Regions from separate parts of the Homo sapiens genome. Here region 2 is linked to region 1. Evidence: read pairs that join two places in POLR2A ChIA-PET (ENCODE). Cell type or tissue: MCF 10A. All regions are shown on one strand. Links, peaks and the distances in the headings refer to the core of each region. The heading gives the core; the rest is flanking DNA.

What was found. Peaks named below come from ENCODE experiments on the same cell type or tissue, not always from the same donor. Only the 100,000 strongest peaks of a DNase experiment are listed, where the experiment ranks them.
Region 2: POLR2A ChIA-PET joins it to region 1 with 6 read pairs; 3 of 35 experiments call an interaction of 5 or more read pairs at or near these places.

Annotation. Positions count from the first base shown.
Region 1 is chr7:30,316,732-30,327,645 of GRCh38, forward strand. ZNRF2 (zinc and ring finger 2) reads left to right here. Exons shown (of 5, transcript NM_147128.4): 2 at 6,911-7,006. Among named protein-coding and RNA genes, the nearest start is that of MIR550B1, 32 kb to the left of the region's middle. RefSeq lists a silencer at 2,110-2,278 and an enhancer at 6,018-6,067. In MCF 10A, for the core only: no CTCF peak of the experiment used is centred there; a DNase peak (open chromatin) is centred at 5,690.
Region 2 is chr7:30,164,495-30,173,742 of GRCh38, forward strand. It overlaps the pseudogene RPS27P16. Among named protein-coding and RNA genes, the nearest start is that of MTURN, 34 kb to the left of the region's middle. RefSeq lists enhancers at 4,067-4,892, 4,215-5,414. In MCF 10A, for the core only: no CTCF peak of the experiment used is centred there; DNase peaks (open chromatin) are centred at 4,897 and 7,487.

The DNA.
Region 1 (10,914 bases), core at 3,146-8,145:
AAGTTTACCTATTAGAAAACCGTGATAATTTAGAGAGAAGTTAGGTCATCTGCAACTGATCCTGCCTGTGGTTATAGAAGTTAGTTAGCTTGCATTTTCTGGGAAATTTTTCATAACAGATAATTCTGTATTTGCCAGACTCAGAACAGATCCTACCAGTAAATGAGATAAGTTCATCTTTTCAGTTTAGACTCCAGGCCTTTTGCTGCGCTTATGTTTTATATAGTCTAAAGTTCTTTGCTTATGGAAGTTGATTTATTTGCCCCCCCTTTTTTTTACTGGCATGTTTAAAACAATTTTACCTTTGAACGGAATTTGAAAAAAAATGCAGTGCATTCCTGCAAGCAGTGCTTATAATTGTGGTTATAATCACCAGTAATTAGAATTTCCTAATCTGCCTTTAATTGTGCCATTCTTGCCTCTAGAACTGAGGCCAACTGTATAGTTCATTTCCGTATTTATTTGGATATTTATTAAGTGTTGACTGTAGGTCTAGCTGGGTGCTTGGACAGAGTGATCAGATGTAACACGCAGAATAATATGCAATTTCTGCCCCACAGGTATCAAATTTGGGAGATAAGATCTACACAGAAGTAGTATTACACATGATATGTCAAATGAGTGTTATCAGTAAAAGGAATTCAGTAGGACAGAGAAGGACATTTTGCTTTTGAGTTCTCTAAAAGATTTCATTGAGATGGTGAGACTTGATCTGGGCTTGAAGGGATGGGAGTAAATTTTTAGTAAAGTAGGATGAAAATATTGGCTTAATCAAGAGCAAAGGCATGGAGATGTAATGGGTATGTTCTATTGGAGGAAAATAATTAAATGGCAACACCAAATTTGTATTAGGCTCATAGTGGGAAATAGTGGGAAAGCCTTGTACAGGGAATGGTGGCATGGGGTTGCTTGCATGCATTCAGTAATGCAAAAGAGGGCCAACAGCCAGGATGCTGTGACAGAAAGCTCAAAGCCTAGGAATCAGAAGAGCTGAGTTCTGGCACTTTTGATGTCTTTCCACTTAGACCTATATTCTCTTTAAGTGAGCAGTTTAAACAGAGAGAGTGTAGGTTCCTTATGGTTAATATTCTTTAGTTCTGTTATCAGAGATGGAATGACAGCTTCTGTTTTGTATTACCTGAAGAGCTTTGTATGGCCTGGTGTAGCAGATGGAGGTTACTTGCTGTAAAAATCTCCTGAACCCATTCCTCTGTCACTGATTCATTCCATTGTTTGTCATATTCATTGCATTTCTACGTAGGGGAGTGTTAAGCCTATTGATTATTGCCTTCTGGAAATAAATTAGTCAGATTACCTAATTGAGATCAGATGGAGTGGAGCTTTGTTTTAGGGACAGTATAAAGGAATGGTTTTGATTTTGGGGAAACTTGGAGTGCCGGCTTTGGATAGAGAACATTTATAGCCAGTGAGGTCGATGACATAGGAGGGAGGTTCATGACATCTGGGGGAGGGGCAGAATATTTGGATTATTATAAAGGTTAAAATAGAAGAGTCCAAACATCTGGCATCTCATCTGTCTCTAATGTAGTCCCTGGTTACCTTTATTTCTCTTTGGATATAGTGATTGAGAGGATCAGTTCTTCTGGGTGATTTTTGCTGGTGTCTTTATTTTGTTTGTGGTTATTGGGAACTCTCATAACTAAGAAAGTTGCATTTAGATGACCTGTTTGCAGTTGTAGAATAATGATTTGGTATGTAAATCTCATAATAGGGCCTTCATCTTCTGTCATGCCTAACAGATCTGACTTGGTGGTTGGAGTAATTTTTCTACCAACAAAAAACCCAAAAATCTCACCTGTATTTTTCCTGCCAATTGGTGTATTCACCAGTCTCAGGTTTAGGATCAGTCCCTTTTTGTTTGTGGTTGGTTTCTAGGAGGAAACAATGTACAAATACTGAGTTAAAAGTAGGGTTGGGCCACTGGAGATACAAAGAAAAATCTTTTTGCCTTAGTCATCAACAATGGAAAAGCATTTGGTAAAGTAACTTTGATGCAGCAGTATGTGTCATTGAGTAGTTACAGAAAGTTTTTCTTAATAGGAATCTGGATTTTATTATTAAAGAATGTCATTATAGAGGCTGGGTGTGTTGGCTCACGCCTGCAATCCCAGCACTTTGGGAGGCTGAGGCGGACGGATCACCTGAGGTCAGGAGTTCAAGACGAACCTGGCCAACATGGCAAAACCCCATCTCTACTAAAAATACAAAAATTAGCTGGGTGTGGTGGTGCGTGCCTGTAATCCCAGCTACTCGGGAGGCTGAGGCAAGAGAATCACTTGAACCCAGGGGGTGGAGGTTGCAGTGAGCCAAGATTGCGCCACTTCACTCCAGCCTGGGTGAAAGAGCGAAACTCCGTCTCAAAAAAAAAAAAAAATGTCGTTTTAGAACTGTACTCTTTATTTTTAGAGACAGAGTCTTACCCTGTTGCCCGGGCTGTAGTGCAGTGGTAGGATCATAGTTCACTGCAGCCTCAAACTCCTGGGCAAGAACTGTACTGTTTTAAGAATTTACAAAGAATAAGAGTTGTCTGAAAAGTGTAGAGGGGAAAATTTCAATAAATGATAGCCACTGTTTACTGAATACTTACTATGTTGCAGGCATTATATATACATTATAATCTTTAATTCTCACCAAATTTCTAATGTGTAAGTAGTAGTATCAGTGTTTACAGGGAAGAAGTCAGGCCTGGAGGGCTGAAGTGCCTTCCCTGGGTCACCTAGTCTGTATGTAATAGAAACAGGATTTTTACCAGGTCTATTGGGCCTCACATTTCTGTATTTTCACCTGACTATTAAGGATAATAAGGAGATTGACATGTAAATAAACACAGGGCCATGTGCTGCATTGAAGTATTGTCCAGGTATGGAAGAAATACAAAGGGAGGGAATGATCAAGTTGACCTTGGGGTAGAGCACTTAGAGAAAGATTCCTGGAGAAAGATGACACCTTAGTAGGATACTGGTGACCATCTAAAAGTTCTTTGGGTAGAAGAGAAGGATTAATGACACTAGTGATTCATTGTCTATATGTTTTCTTCTCTGTTTAACAAGAGCAGAATGATCTGGTTCATCTCTACTGTTGACTCTCTTCATCACAGTCTCTCTTGGCCTTTTATACACCAAGATGATCCTGCTGTTCCCATCCCAGTTTTTGTTAGTTTGATCATTTTCACACTGTTTACATTTGTAATATTTAGTACTGTTTTGTAGAGATAATTCCTATAGTTGTTTACACATATTTTTATTTTTAAATAGAATCGTGCATGTGTGTACTACCTGTGTGTCCGTGAGTTTATATATTTATTTAACCACGAATTCTTTGTTTTGATTCATCTGTTGGTTGAGTCCTGAGTCTGAGTATTTAAAGATAATACACTTCTTGAGTCCCATTTTTTTCCAAGAGCTCTGAAGACCCCTCTGCCATGTGTCCCAAATAATTATCTATATATGTTATATATGTAGATCTCTATACAGATCTTTCTATATATACATAGAGAAATTTCTCTATATAAATAATTTATCGATACATACATTTATAAATAAATCTACTCAGGTATATAGAAAGATAACTATACAGAGAGAGATGAATCAAGGATGAATCAAAACAAAGAATTTAGAAATGGACAGGCTGTGGTTAAGTAAATATGTAAATACATACTAGTAGTACCCACATGCATATCATATATATGTATACAGTTTTAAGAGTGCTTTACATAGATGTTTAACTTAGGATTTTTGACTTTATAATGGTGTGGAGGTGATATGCATTCTGTAGAAACTATACTTTGAATTTCAATATTTTTCAGGGCTAGCAATATTCATAATGAAACTCGGTGGTGCTGAGCCAAATATCTCATGTAATTTATTGAATACGGTATTGAAAGGGTTCTGAGCACATTTAAGGTAGGCTAGCCTAAGCTACGATGTTTGGTAGTTTAGGTGTATGCATTTTCAACTGAAGATATTTTCAATTTACCATCCTAAGTCAAGGAGCATTTGTATATTAAGGATATTGTCCTTTTGTTTTTGATATACATTGCAAATATTTTAAATTCATTATTTGTCTTTGGAATTTGCTTCTGATGTGTTTAACCATGATACATTTTTTTTCTTTTGTTGCATAATGCCTTAGAGCTGCCTTAAAAAACTGATTGGAAGCTTTATGTGCAAAGATAAGGCTTATTAATAGTCAAGGATTTTGATGTATCATTCTGTGAGACCTTTTGATTTAAGAGAAGAATCTACCAATTTCTTAGTAGAGATGGAGGCTATGGAGTGGGGCCTTTTTCAGTTCGGAGATCTTTATTCTTCTATTTTCTTCCCTGCCCGTTGCCGTGCCTGGTATTCTCAATTCCGAATATTCTTTGTTGTTGTTGTTGTTGTTTTCCCCACAGTAAATCTCCATTCTCATGCTCTAGTGGGGGTATGGTATTTGCTTGGCTGTATGTAATGGATTGGGGACCTCGGGATCTGTTTTTTATTCAGTCTTTCAGTCAGTCTAGATTTTAGCCTCATGTATCACTACTGTGTTGGGAAGTCATGGAGCTCCAGATGCCTGAGTCCTTTGGGAATTATTTAGTGAGAATTGGCTTACTTGTGCAGACACTCAGGATCTGTGTTTGCTCCGTGCCGTTGATGCTTTCATCTATTTTTTTTTTCTCATTTGCTGCCGACTTCTCTCAAGTTCTTTAACTCATTTTTATTAAATATTATTTATTTTCATTTTAGTAGGTTTTGGAGGGGAGGAGAGAGAAACATGTGTTTAATTCACTGTATTTAACTAGAAATCCAGGTGGTTCTTTGTACGTACTGTTTTTCCCCTTAGGCTCTACTTTGTAGGCAGTTGGATGGCTCTCAAGTGAGGCTTTTTAGGTTCACAGTATTGCACTTTTGTTTAAGTTTGTTTGCCAGTACCCAGATGATTCTGATGTTTCAAATCAGTTGCCTCTTGCCCTCGTTTATGCTAAGTTTAACTTCAGGGAAGCAAATTTTTTAAGTTTCAAGGCAAGAATTCTTTAGTTGATGCTTAAAATCTGGTTGCAGTTTTAGGATCTCTGCTTTCTCCCCATGGTTGATCAGTTTCACAGTATTCGATGTAGCCTGTGTTTGGCCATTATAGTTTTTTTGTAGTTTCATTTTTAGGGGTGTCTAATCTTTTGGCTTCCTTGGGCCACATTTTTTATAGTTTCATTTTTAGGGGTGTCTAATCTTTTGGCTTCTGTGGGCCACACATAAAATACACTAACAATAGCTGATCAGCTAAAAAAAAAAACTGCAAAAAATCTCATAATGTTTTAAGGAAGTTTATGAATTTGTGTTGGGCCACATTAGGCCATGCGTTGGACAAACTTGTTTTAATCGAATCCTCCTTCCTGTTTTTTTTCTTTCTCTTTTTGGTGGTTTTCAAGAAGTTGAAGTAAACATACCTTTATTCCTTTCTTTTAAAATGCATGTACTACAGTTTGAAAAACATTGTACAAAATCATATATTTCATTTAGGAAATTGAATACCTGGAGGATTAGCTGTGCCAAAATCTTTTTCCCAATCCTTATAAAGTTCGGCATGAGGTATAATTCTAGCCTCACTCATTTGGTTGCAGTGAGTTTCACATCACAGTGAAGGGAGGACAGTTCCTGTGAGAACACATGTGTTGGAACTAGAGAGCTGCCAAAACGTCTCTTTCACCACCCATCTTATTAGTTGTCTCTCACAGTGCTTCTGTTCCTGTCTACACTCTAGCTTCATGTGGCCTTCTTTCTTGTGCTTGCCTATAGTTTCTGTTCTCTCGTAAGTTCAGCTTACACCTGAGCCGTCATGGACACCACTGTCTCTCTTTTACTTACTTTTGACCTTTCTGCTTAAGCTCTTTACTGCTGGCCAATATAGTCTCTCACTGTTTCTTAATCATATTTCCAAAAAAAAAAAAAATTGATTGGCCTATGCCATCTTTTTGTTCCACTTCTGATTTGTGCCTAGCCAAACTATAAGTTGGCTATCTGGGTTCAGGTTTCCAAACAGCTTAGTGGTGTCAGGGGAGGGAGCAGTAGGACAGCAGGGGAACATGGTATATCTGAGGACTGTCTTAGCAGCAAGAAGGCAGGGATGGGACACTTCACCTTGGTAAGTGAGGGGGCAGAACAGAGCTGAATACATCAAATAGTCCCTATTTTATTATGCTAGTTTATTTTTAATGGAGTACTTCAGGCAAATACTTAGTAGTGCAGATTGAATAATGTAGGAAACTAGCTAATTTTTAAGTGTCAAAAATTGACTGCAAAAACCTGTACCCCGATCTGATGCTAGTTTCTGTTTTCATTATGACTTCAGTGCCATGGTGTGGCAGAAAGACCATTAAAGTAGAAGTCAGGAGTCTTAGATTCTAGACCTGTTTTTGCTGTTCTGAAAGGCTTCACGTTCTGCATCAGATAAAATTTTAAGGTTATTGAGGTAGAATAGTGTCTAAGGTGCTGTTTAGCTATAAAACTTGTGACTCACAGTGTACTATACCAAGTTGGTAAAGGTAATTTCCACAAGAGTAGTCAGATTACAAAGCTTGTAATAACATGAAATCATGAGTACAGGTTAATGTAAAAAATTAAAAACGAGAATACCTGGACCAGTACATCAGAGAGAGATACAGGAGTTTGTAGTGGACTGCATCCCTCTCATTTTAACTTGTTTTGTTTGATGAGGAGATCATCTTCATAAACTGATACAAAAGTCAGATATTATAATCACAAAATTTTCCTGACTTGAGTTGCACATAAACAGTGTAATGCAGTAAGTGTAATATTGAAGTTTCAAACGCTTTTTGATTTTCCATGCTTTTTAAAAGCCATAGCTGGATATTCAGAATAGTTAAGTAACTTGAGTTTCTTTTGTTTTTTAGGATTTAAGTGCCCTGTATGCTCAAAATTTGTATCCTCAGATGAAATGGATTTGCATCTTGTAATGTGTTTAACAAAGCCACGAATAACCTATAATGGTAAGTCCAATGGTTTAAAATAATATTTTAAGTTAGAATTAACTTACATTTTATGAATTTCATGTTTCAAGTATAATTTAAAAGGAGGGAAGGACATTGTTTTCTCTATTTTTACTAGTGCATTAATGCAGTGGTTCTCAAATTCTGTGATCTCAAGACTTCTTTACACTTCAAAAAATTACTGAGGACTTCAAAGAGTTTTTCTTTACTTGGGTTATATCTATCCATATTTGTCATAAATTAAAACAGAATTTATAATTTTTAATTTATTTTGTTAAACATAAATATAATTATGTTGACAACTTTTAAATGAAAAGTAAATTTTCTAAGACAAAATATTTAGTGACAAGAGTGGCATTTTCAGGATTTTTACAAACTCTTTAATATCAGGCTTCATGACAAGGAATTCTCACATCTGCTTCTTCATTCAGTTTATTGTGATATGGCACGTCTTGTGTCCTCTGGAAAACTCTGCTGCTATACTGGAGAGAATGGGAATGAAAAAGGCAGATATGGCCAGGCACAGTGGCTCACACCTGTAATCCCAGCACTTTGGGAGGCCGAGGTAGGCAGATCACCTGAGATCCCAAGTTTGAGACCAGCCTGGCCAACATGGTGAAACCCCATCTCTACTAAAAGAAAAAAAAAAAGAAAAAAAAAAATTAGCTGGGTGTGGTGGTGCACACCTGAAATCCTAGCTACTCGGGAGGCTGAGGCAGGAGAATCGCTTGAACCCAGGAGGCGAAAGTTGTAGTGAGCCGAGATTGTGCCACTGCACTCCAGCCTTGGAGACAGAGTGAGACTCTGTCTCAAAAAAAAAAAGAAAAAAAAACAAAAACAAACAAACAAAAAAACAGATACTTAGTGTTACCATGAAAATAGTTTTTACTTTGTTAATCTAAAAGGATTTCAAAGGCTCTTCCACTTCTCCTACTGTACAAGATTCTTTGGACCACAGTTTGAGAACTGCTGCATTGAAATAAAATCTTTTGGGTTAAGCCTAAGTAAAATGTAATGTTCATAATGGCCATTTTCAAAAGTAAGTAAGCATGGTTGAAATTGCAACTTTTTTCTTTTTGTTTAAGAGTATAGAGTAAATGAAGGGAACATATATGAGGAGTAGGGAGAATAAAAGTTTATTCAATAGTAAATAGATGCCTAATGGGAGAAAAAAGTCATTAAGAGAAACCCAAAACTCTACCTATGCAGTGCATATGTGTCTCTGTCTTTCCTCCCATATACAAATTTAGTCTGTGAGCTCTGGAGCGAACTGGTATTTTTTTAGGTCTGGTGTTTTAGACTGTACCATTCTTTCCTGACCAAAATCTCTAGATATTCCAAAACCTAGGAAAGATTTTAAATGTAGCCTTGGCATACTTTGGAATAGACTTGGGGGGGAAAAATCAAGTAGTTCTGTCCTAACCAATGAATAGAATAAAATGAAGGAAAAATGAAAGTTGTTTTCAAAATTTTATAAAGAAACAGACTTCAAAAGCTTAAGAGAAATTTCATTTTTTTTAAATATAAATTTTGGCCTGAAATAAAATGTGTAGAAAGGGTACCAGTAAACACTATAGCCAATTGAAAGATTGGCTAAATTCAACATATATTTTGAGCATCAATTATGTGCGAGGTACTGTGTTAGGAATTAGAGATATAGCAGTGAATGAACAGAAATGGAGCTTACAGCCTACTAATAGTAATAGTCACTGATTTCTTTGAGCTAAGAATTATTGGTTAAATAAAAAGGTTCTATGAAAAACTTAGTAGATATAGCAGCACTTATCTGAGCTTTCTCCTCAGGTAACAAAAATGTTGGGAGGGGTAGAATTTAACATTGAAATGAGCATATTACTTTTGGTAGTGTTTTGCAAGTTGATCTAAGAATCAGTCTCTCAATTCTTCCCTTTCCTTCACTTTTTCTAGTATGGTGGTGCTTCAGCCACCCTATTACAGGGTTGACAATAGAGCACTTTTTGCCATTCATTTGCTGATGAAATGTGAAAGTGGTTTTAAGCAGTTACTTGGCATAATAAATGTATTTGTTGATTATATCCTAACCTTTTTGCATTATGAAATTGAATTGGCTACTTTGCATTATCTACTTCAAGTTTAGTTATTTAAGAAATAGAAAGTGTTCTCATTCAAAATTTGTGACTAAAAGTATATGGGTTTGTTTTTCATACCTGCTCCACTATCTTATATTCTATAATTGTTTATGTTTAATATGAGTGCCTTTAAATATCCATAAATCTTAAAGCTTCTGGCTTTCAATTTGAAAATCACAAATATATTTGACCATATAATAATATATTTACACACAGTCTTAGTATTCTGTATGTTTACTTTTTGTGTAATATATCTAGAATACAGTCTTCTTGTGTATTGTGATATTTAACAATTTTTTTAACTTTTAAGTTGAGGGGTACATGTGCAGGTTTGTTATATAGGTAAACTTGTGTCATGGGGGTTTGTTCTACAGATATTTTGTTACTCAGGTATTAAGCCTAGTACTCATTAGTTATTTTTTCTGATCCTCTCCTTCCTCCTACTCTCCACCCTCTGGTAGGCTCCAATGTGTATTGTTCCCCTCTTTGTGTCCATGTGCTCTCATCATTTAGCTCCCACTTACAAGTGAGAACGTGCGGAATTTGCTTTTCTGTTCCTGTGTGAGTTTGCTGAGGATAATGGCCTCCAGCTCCATCCATGTTTCCACAGAGGACATGATCTTCTTTTTTATGGCTGTGTAGTATTCACACGGTATATATGGACCCACATTTTCTTTATCCAGTCTATCATTTGATGGGCATTTAGGTTGATTCCATGTCTTTGCTCTTGTGAACAGTGCTGCAGTGAACATATGCATGCATGTGTCTTATAACACAAGGATTTATATTCCTTTAGGTGTATACCCAGTAGTGGGATTGATGGGTCAAATGGTATTTCTGTTTTTAGGTCTTTGAGGAATTGCCATACTGTCTTCCACAATGGTTGAACTAATTTACACTCCCACCAACAGTGTGTTAAGTGTTCCTTTTTCTCTGCAGCCTCTCCAACATGTATTTTTTTTTGACTTTTTAATAATACGCATTCTGACGCTTGAAATGGTATCTCCTTGTGGTTTTGATTTGCATTTCTCTAATGATCAGTGATGTTGAGCTTTTTTTCATATGATTCTTGGCCACATTTATGTCTTCTTTTGAAAAGTGTTCATCTCCTTTGCACATTTTTTCATGGGGTTGTTTGCTTTTTTCTTGTAAATTTGTTTAAGTTCCTTATATATGCTGGATATTAAACCTTTGTCAGATGCTTCGTTTGCAAAAATTTTCTCCCATTCTGTAGGTTGTCTGTTCACTTTGTTGATAGTTTCCTTTGCTGTGCAGAAGCTCTTTAGTTTAATTAGATCCCATTTGTCAATTTTTGGTTTTGTTGCAATTGCTTTTGGTGCCTTTGTCATGAAATCTTTGCCTGTTCTTATGTCTATAATGGTATTGCATAAGTTGTCTTCCAGGGTTTTTATAGTTTTGGATTTTACATTTAAGTCTTTAATTCATCTGGACTTAATTTTTGTATGTGGTTTAAGGAGGTTGGCGTGGGGTAGGGGTCCAGTTTCAATCTTCTGCATATGGCTAGCTAGTTATCCCAGCACCATTTATTGAATAGGGAATCCTTTCCCCATTGCTTGTTTTTGGTCAGGTTTGGATATTTGACAGTTCTTAATTTCCTGATTTAACTATGCCTAAGTCATTAAACTGTTCTGCTAGATCACTTGTTTGGTGTCTTAAGAACTAATATATAACCTTCTGCTTGGGGATACTATAACAACCAAATATTTCGAATTTTAAATATTTAACAGTATTTCAATCTAGAAATTAATAAATTTCATGCAATAAGTAAATAAACTTGTA
Region 2 (9,248 bases), core at 3,007-8,006, 150 kb before region 1:
GATCTGGGCAAGTTTTAATTAGGCAGTCAAGGAACAAGGTAGGCATTTTTTTAGGGATCATTTAAAGTAACATATTTTATCCTTATTTTGTTGGGAAATAGGGCAACAATGTACAGTGTAAAAACCAGCAGTAAAATTAAGTTGGCCCTTTCGGATGCTTTTTAATTAGAAGCCTCTAGAGGTCAGCACCACATAAAGAAAGGGCTTTTGAGTTCAGGGTGATCATGATGCCCATCTCCTTGTGGAGCTTTTGGAAAGGAGGGTTGGTGAATGTCCAGGCTGGGGAAAGAGAAGTGAAGAGCCGCCTTCTTTATACATAAACCCTAACATTTGACTGGGTTGTTTTTTTCCCTGCTCACCCATCTTTGCAGCTCCCACACCCCTGCGTCACACACTGTCAGTTCGATAAACATGACTTATTGACCGGTCGATGAAGTGTGCCATTTAGCTCATGCTGAGAAGGGCTGGGGAAATGCCGAAGATGAGATGGAAGGCACATTGCATTTTGCTTGGAGCAAGGTGGGAGGATGCTGGGTGTTCCAAGGCCTTTCAAAATATTTGTTAGCCCGTAGCCTGTTAAACTCTGCAACTTCCAGTGGAACATCAGGGAACACAGGTTTCTACCTAGAATCCATATCTGGCTCCCTGAAGCCTGCACAGATCAGGGGTGGGCTGGGGGAGGATTTGAGCATCTTCAGGAGGTCTGGCCAGAACTGAGATAGTTGGGAGCCCCTAAAAACTTGCAGACATACCTGTGGATCCCCGAAGTACAAGACCCAAGAGCACTGTGCAGTGATGGCCACAGGCTTCATAGACCACCGGAATTCAAGTCCAAAACGACAGGCAGCCTTGGGAGGCCACAGAGGCTCCTGGTGTTGCCCCGGGGTTTCATTTTGGCCCAACAAGGAACAGGAAGGGGAAACAATACAAAGGCTTTCCTCCCTTCTCTTTCCCTTGCCCCTTCTGTTCAGGGTTTACTGTTCCTGTCTACTAAGGAAGGCTTGACCCATAACACAAATAGTATTGACAATTACTCTGCTGGGTGATTAGATGAGCCTTGGACCCTGAGGTTCTTTCACTCACTGAGAAGATACATTGGTGGAAAGGACAACAAATATGTCACAGGCACGATGGAAGCCCAGTCTTAACATCTTAGCACTTAGTGGCATAACAGCGATTTCACTAGTACTATTAGATTTCAAAATGCTGAGTTTGGATCCTCGTGAGTATGGGCTGTATTCTTTGCAAGTATGGAACAGTCTGATTCTGATGACTTTTCAGTTGTTTTGTCATGAAGCCAACAGTGCTGAGTAAATATGCCCCACCTGTGTGTGCTATTACATATAAAAATTTTTTTGTAACAAACTTTTATGTAGTCCTTGCTAAGTGCCACACACTGTACTAAGTTTCTTTTAACTCATTTAATCCCTCCAACAATCCTACAAGGTAGATATTATGGTTGATATTCTCTTTTTACAGATGAGGAAACTGAGGCACAGAGAATCTAAGTAACTCTCACAAGATCACACAGCTAGTAAGTGCCAGAGCTGGGATTTGGACCCAGGCAGTTTGGTTTCAGAACTCTTAACTACTCTGCTGAATAATGAATGTCGTGGGTGTTGGTCTTACATTTACTGAAATCTATGATTTTTTTTCACACCACAGCACAGAGGCCCTGCCTGCCCGTATACTTCACGCAGTGCATGCTGCTAATATCCATGGTTGCCTGGGAACAGATGGAGTGAAGAGAGCATTTCCCTAGCTATTTGCCTTGCCTGTGGGCAGGTTGGCCGCGCAGGGTGGTTTAGGATAATAGCAGACACATTTTTTTTCTGGTATCCATGTACTTACAAAGATTTTTGAAAGTGACTGGAAGAACCGGGGCGACAAGTTTATAAAACAGGATCCTCAGATGGGGGCAGGGCTGGGGAAACAACCAATTGGCTTTCCATTCTGTACCCTTCTTTCTAGACCTTGTTCCCTGAGGAGCTCTTTACAAGGGTGTTACAGACTCCTCTAAGTGTCTCCCTCCTCATAGCGAAAGGGCTTTTACTCAGAGTTACCTTGAAGCAACCAGCAGCAGAAATGCATTGTCTAGTCAAGAGGAGGCCTGGGAGCAAGAAGAAAGCTCTCTTCGTCTGCTGATGTGTGGTAACATGCCATTGAGTCACCATCCCACACCAAGGGTTCCAGTCTGTGGCCCTACCCCTCAGCCATCCAAATACATTTCTAGCCTGCCTTCCTGCTCCACGCAGAGGCAGCGTGCACAAACACCCTCAATACCACCGCCACTGCTGGATGACTGTCGTGCTATTGTGCAGAAGGAATAAGTGCAAATCTGAGACCCCATTTCAAAGGCAAACACAATTCACTTTTGAGCTCATCGGGTTGTTTGGATCATCTCTGCCACGATTTTCTCCATTCCTATGGGAAAGAAAAGCTGGCCAGATCAGTATCCCATAAGAAATGCAGGCACTCCAAATCTGCTGTTCTTGCTTCTAAGATTCTGAGTGCTATCACATGGTTCCCGAATGACAGGCTCCAGGTCCTGCCATGGGAGAGTGGGCTTGCTGGTGAGTGGCTACAGGGAGAAGGTGCTAAACCTCAGGAGCAGCACTTTTGTGTTTTCCAAATGATGCACGGATGAGAGAAAGGAACGCAGGAAAGGTGAGTCAAAAACAAACCTTTGGAAATACAAAAATAAGGAGCATAGAGCTGCACAGGTTTGAAAAGAGGAGGAGGCAGTGTCATGTGTAAATGCATGTTGGGTTTCTGGATCTGATGCGTGCCTTCCTGCATGACTTTGGTCATTTAGATGTTTAGTTTCTTCTACTCAGGAATGTTAGGGGGCATTTTGAGCCTGGGGCTACAAGAGGCTAAAAAAAACTACAAACTGTTGTGCAGAATCAACTTTGGAATGGATCTGGAAAGTCAGAATTTAAAAATTTTACTTCAGTATTCCCTAAAGTCAGAAATGTAAATCCAGTAACGGGAAAGGACATGAAATGTACAGTCCCCCCTCAAGTCTCACTCTGGGTGATGCCACTCTGGGTGGATGCTTTCACCTCATCAGATGCATCTGGGAGAGCTGGCCCGGGTCTGTCTGTCCCACCGGACCCCACGCTCCCCCCCTTCTCTCCTCTCCCACCTTGCCTGATGTGGAGCACTTTGTAATAAAGAGGTTCATTCCCTGAATTTAATATGGGGTGTCATCAAGGCCTTTACTAGACAAGAAGCATGTCCTCTCCTTCCCAGCAGCGATGACCTCCCCACAAGAACATGCCTCTCGCCGAGGTCTTCATCCCTCTCCAGAAAAGGAGACCCAAGCAGCAGCACCCAGGGCAGAGCCTCCGTTCCTACTTCATGGATGTGAAATACCCAGGATGCTACAAAATCACCATGGTCTTCAGTCACAAACGTGTGTTGGCCGCGCCACCATCCTCTCTCTGCCAGCGCACAGGAGGAAAAGCAAGACCCACAGAAGGACGTTCCTGTAGGAGGAAGCAGCACAGAAAGCACTCTAAGGGAAGAAGAATGAGATACCATCCCCATACACACATTCTGGGAAATACAAAACATGCCCTTCATATTTCCAAGTGGCCTTAGTTTTCAAACTGTACTCAGAGAAAAATCCCCATCTGAAAAATGACTCTTGTTGAGCCCGCATTGTTTGCCAGCTGGCTTTCCATGGCAGCTCTGGCTGGAGAGAACCCTGGATGCTTAAGCAGTCCTTTTCCTTCCTCCTGTTAGGATGATGTGTGGGAGAGTGAGGAAGAGGGAGTCAAAAAAGGGAAAGGGATGAATGAAGTCATCTCAACGCACATGGATTGTTTCTTTGGTGTTTTGTGGAGATTTCACTCCAGGGGCCTCGGGCAAACCAGTTTACTTGGGTAGAAGCATACGTTGCTCACCTGGCCAAGTTTTCTCAGTGGAAGATGGCTTAGCCATTCTTTGCCACGCTTACTTTTGGTCCTGTATATGTAAAGTTGACCAAAACCCTCACAAGGGCCATGATCCGATCTGCTTTCTCCCATCGTCTGCTACTCTCCTGCCTATCTCGCATCCCCAGGCTAAAACTGGTGGTTTGGCTGAGGAGTGGGTTATGCTTCATGGTACAGCTAAAGTTATCCTGATCTCTCTTGATATCCCCTTCCTTCAAAGACTCTGTTTCCGACCCTGGCCAGCTCCCAAATAGCTCCTGTAATTGGTTACAAGCAAGGCTAAGTGAGATAGTGATTTGATTCTGGAAGCACAAACCAGTGCCTCCCTGGTGGGTAGGAAGCATCTTCTCCATGTTCACCTCACAAGCTTTTGAAAAAAACCTGTCATTCAGAAGCAAGCCAAAACTGTCATCTCGCTCGATGCTAATGAACTCATCAAATCCATTCGCAGGGTTTCGGCTCTTCAGAACTCTGGCCAAGCCTTTGCTTAGCACATGAAAGAATATTCCCTGGGGTGCTTTTCAAACCCTAATTTGACCCCATACCTCTAAACTGTGGAAGAACACAGACACAATTGGCCACATGCTCTTGAAAAATTCAATCTGAAAGCTAGTGTTGGTGACTACAGACAGGATTTTGATAAAAGTAAAACACCGAGCCGGGTATGCTGCTTGCCGCTAGGAGTTTGTCTCCCTGGAGGACAGTCCTGCCTGCCCACTGCTGAGGAAGAGCATTCCATATGTGGAGTGGACAGGGAAGCTCCTGGGAAATACAGTGACCTTGGCCTCTTAATCCATCAACAAAATAATGGCACTTTTATGAGAACTCTAGAAATAGAACTTTTCATCCGGCACCATCTTATGGTACGCTTTGGAGCAGTGATGTCACCAAGGAGACAGAAACTAGGGAATTCATCCTCTTGGGCCGGGTGACTAATCCTGTTTCCCAACCTCAGAACATTTGCTGATATCATCCATCTTCCCGAAACCACACCAGCCTGGGGGTAAGAAGAGAGTGACATCAACTCACAAATTCACATTTCTGTGACTGTAACGCGTACTTTGGGGATTCCCAGCCCTTCTCGTATTCCTCCCAAATATTCCGGGAGGTGGTCCTAGGGGGCTGACTCGTGTGCTTCCCAAGTTCATCTTCTGTGGCACCGGGTGTTCTCCCTGGCTTTAGTGCACAGCCTCTCTTCTGATGCTGCAGAACCCCATAATGGCAGTGGGTTTGCCAGAGCCCACAGAGGGGCACAAGGTCACCCACCAGAGGAGCCCACTTTCCTGCCACTACCCACCAGTGTTTACCCTGAGGCTGCCAGCATGAGGCAGTGAGGACCTGGGTGTGTGGTCCAGGGTGCTGTTGCCAGTGACCACAGAGAGTGCCACACCAATGAGCAATGAGTGATGCCCCAGTGACAGCTCTCTCCATTTTTATTCATCTTTCATTCCAGCCACTCACCGAAGGGGCATGAGTCCAAACAGTTGGACATTGCTCTGAGTAACAGAGCCAGAATCTCCTTTTCATCCAGCCTTGCCATTGTCACCCATGAACCCAGTTTGTGAGCTTGACATGTTTTTCTTAGGATGAGCTCTGCCCACTGAGGCTCCTTGGGTCCTCCTGTAAGGAAGCTCCTGGCAGATCCAACCTCCTGACATACCAATATGTCCAGAAACAACATTAGCTGGGTCTTGCCATCCCCCTGAAATAGGGTGGGTAATTCCTTTGGGTGGCCCTAAGGTGCTGAGTGGAGGGGATTTAGCCAGGGCAGAGGAATGCTAAAGTCCCGAAAGTCTCCCTTCCCACACAGAAGTACTTTGGTGAGGAGGCTGTGGGTGAGGTGACTCTCTACACCTATGAAAGCTCTTTTGCTTAGGGTTGACCATTAAAAAGTGATTTCTTGACCCTCAGGGTAACAAAAGCCTGGCCCACCAATCAAGCCAGCAAGTTTCAAACTTTAAGGCTCCTAAGAATCACCTGGTGGTGGGGCCAGAGCGGAGGGTTGGTGCTGTGAAACATGCAGATTCTTGGGCTGCGCTCCAGAATCTGGAGACAGAATCTGGACACAGGAAGCTGCAAGTTTACAAATACTCCAGGTTTACAGTTTACAAATATGTCAGGCCGTCCTCATGTAGGTGGTTCATGGACCACACTTTAAGAAACTCTGGGTTGAGCCGGCCTCCAGGCTCACCATGTCATTCACTATGTCTACAGGGAGCCAAGATTCATCACAACGTGACTGGGTGCCAGGAGCTGGGCAAAATTCCTTCCTGATCCTAACACATCTCATTCTATAAAAATAAAATCCTTGTACAGATGCCACAGTGATCTCCATTAACATCTCAAAACTTGGGGAAAAAAAAGTCTCTCTTCTAAGCTCACATGGTGACAGAGCTGGGGGCAGCTAGTTGTGCCTGACTCCAAAGCATGGTCTCTCATCATAGGATGTCACATTGCTTCTGTGACATTTAGGGGATATGAATGAGCAGAGGCCAAGTTGTATTTGGCTGCATGCTTGATTGCGTAGAAAAATGACGACACTACCCTTGGTACATCTATTGGCCCCAACAGGAAGGAGATGAAAGTATTGCAAAGGGAACAGTGAGCCTAGACTGAATCAGAGGACTCCCAGAAATTCGCTGCACTCTCATGATATAATTATGCCATCAGGTTGGCCAGTTGAGGATTACACTTCAGAAGAAGGCAGATGTCATTATCTAAATAGGCCATTCTGTACTCATTTCTTTGTTTGCTTGTTTCTTGTCAGTCCATCCACTGGATCATAAACCTAATGAAGGCAAAGCTCTGTTTGTCCTGTTCTTCACAGAATCCCCAGTGTTTAGCACAGTCCTGGCCTTCTAGAAACCTTTGTCGAATGAATGAATGCATGGGTCATGGGGAGATGAAAGGCAGTGTTACTCTTTCTCTGGGGGGACATGGGAAGGCTGCTTCACTCTCAGATCAGTGCACTCTCATTCATGTGTTGAGTGGCAGGTGCTGGAAGTCAGAGCATCTGAAATGCAAGCTCCTGTGCCCCTTCCCTGGACCTCAGGTCTCCAACATTGGGGCATGTGGTTGGTAAGTCTCTGAGATTCTCAGGTATATCAGGGAATAGGAACTGGAGGGGGTGGATGGTACAGGTCTCTGTGCCCCCACCCCATGATCCCTAGATGACCATCCAGAAAGTGTCATCAGCCAATTGGAAAGTCATGAAGCAGACACAGCCCTAGACTATTCTAGTGGGAAGGCAAGAACATGTGCTGTGTCCCCGCCTGCTTTCCAACCTAAGGTAGAGGCTGTCCCAGGCACAAGAGCACTTTCAGGTCACTGGTGTAGCTTTTCCAAGGCTGCCTGCCTCTGCACCATCTCTGGGAAGATTCCGAAACTGCCCCATTCCAGTGGGGTGGCCTAGGGGCAGAAAAATGCTCCATGTGCCTCCCAGGCAGAGGTGGGAGCTTGGGGTGGCATTTCTTTAATGAAGTCACCTAGGTTTTCACATCTAGAACTGTGGACATCCAGGCTCCTGCTCACTGCTCTGAGTCACCGGAAGCCTGGAATGATGAGGCTTTTTTTCAAACACTATCTAAGAATCTTTGATGAATCCTCATCATCTGCCATCAGGCACCACGATTTCATGATCCCCAAAGGAGTAGGGCAGGTTCCTGAAGATCTCCCGGGGTCGGTCCACTGGCGCTGGGCCACTGACTCCATGGAAGTGGTTGGTGCAGCTGGCCTTCGAGACTCTGTGCCTTCAGAACCTCATATAGTCTGGCTGTGTCCCCCACCCAAAATTTCATCTTGAATTGTAATTCCCATAATCCCCATAATCCTTAAGTGCCAAGGGCGAGACCAGGGGGAGGTAATTGGATCATGGGGGCGGCCCCCCTGTGCAGTTCTCATGATAAGTGAGTCTCATGAGATCTGATGGTTTTATAAGCATCTGGCATTTCCACTGCTGGCACTCACTCTGTCCTGCTGCCCTGTGAAGAAGGTGCCTGCCTTTCCTTTGCCTTCTGCCATGGTTGTTAAGTTTCCTGAGGCCTCCCCAGTAAGTGGAACTGTGAGCCAATTAAATCTCTTTCCTTCATACATTACCCAGTCTCAGGTATTTATTCATAGCAGTGAGAACTGACTAATACAAAACCCTATTTGTTTTTCGCTTCCATCTGCTTTCCTTTTCCAGTTACTTCATTCTAATTGGTGTTCCTTTCCTACTTCTGGGTTCGTACCTCCCTTCTCATTACTGCTGTGACACATTCTCCCTCTACTGACTGGCAGGCCTGCCCTTCTCCCTGGTGACTGTTCAGGCAGGCCTTAGTGACCACGTGTGTTCACCCTAACCATAGACTTGACCCTTCTGCTTCAAACCCCATTGGAAATTGGCATTTCCTTGCTATTCTGAAAGATGGGAATGGGAATTTGGATTTGAGAGAACTGTAATAGAGCTCTGACACCTTCCTAGAGTCTGGGTGGCAGACTGGGTTCTGACTGGGACCAGATTCCACTTGTCCTTCCTCCTGGCAGGGTGTGTGTTAACTTCAGGGAGCCCAAGTCATTGTAACTCGTGTGCACAGACAACTAGAATCTGTGCCCAAGATGGGTCAGTGAGTCTCGAGTGATGATTCAAATTCATTTTCTTGCCAGGCAAACAAAATCTCTGACTTGCCTGGACTCCCTGTGAAGCTAGCTGCAGCTGCCAGTGCTGGTCTGTGGTGGCCCCAGGCTATGGGATTTGAACAGCTGCCTGCTAACAGCACCACCTCCTCTCCCGGATTTATCTTGCACCATTGCGCCCACAGCTGGGCCTGTGCAGAATGTACAGCATGATGCTGATGCTGTTCAGGCTGCCAGCCCATTGGAAGCACAGCAAATGACTTCTATTTATAGAGAAGGCATTCCTGGGCCACACACAGCACTCTTGGCCTGCTGAGAAGTCGGCCAAGTCCCTGACAGACACCAAGGGGCAAGACTGCAAGCCTCCTCTGCCAGAGAAGGCATTGTTCTGTCGCACACAATGGTAGAGCGGCCCTGGCATGATGTCAGATGAGTTGACAGTAGCAGCAGCTGCCTGTACGTTCCCTCTCCTCGTTTACAGCTGAGCTCTGCCAAACCCAGGGAGCAGTCCGGAGTTTTAGGTTTGGATTTTGGAAAATGAATTGCACCAAGAGGCCAGGACCGTCTTGCTTCAGTTGGCTTAGTAAGGAAATGGCCACAAGCCATAGGTGGTAATTTAGCAGTGGCTGCCTGAGTCGTTAGGGGAATGTAACCACAAAAGGCAGTAGAACGGGCAGCCAGGGCCATTGCAGG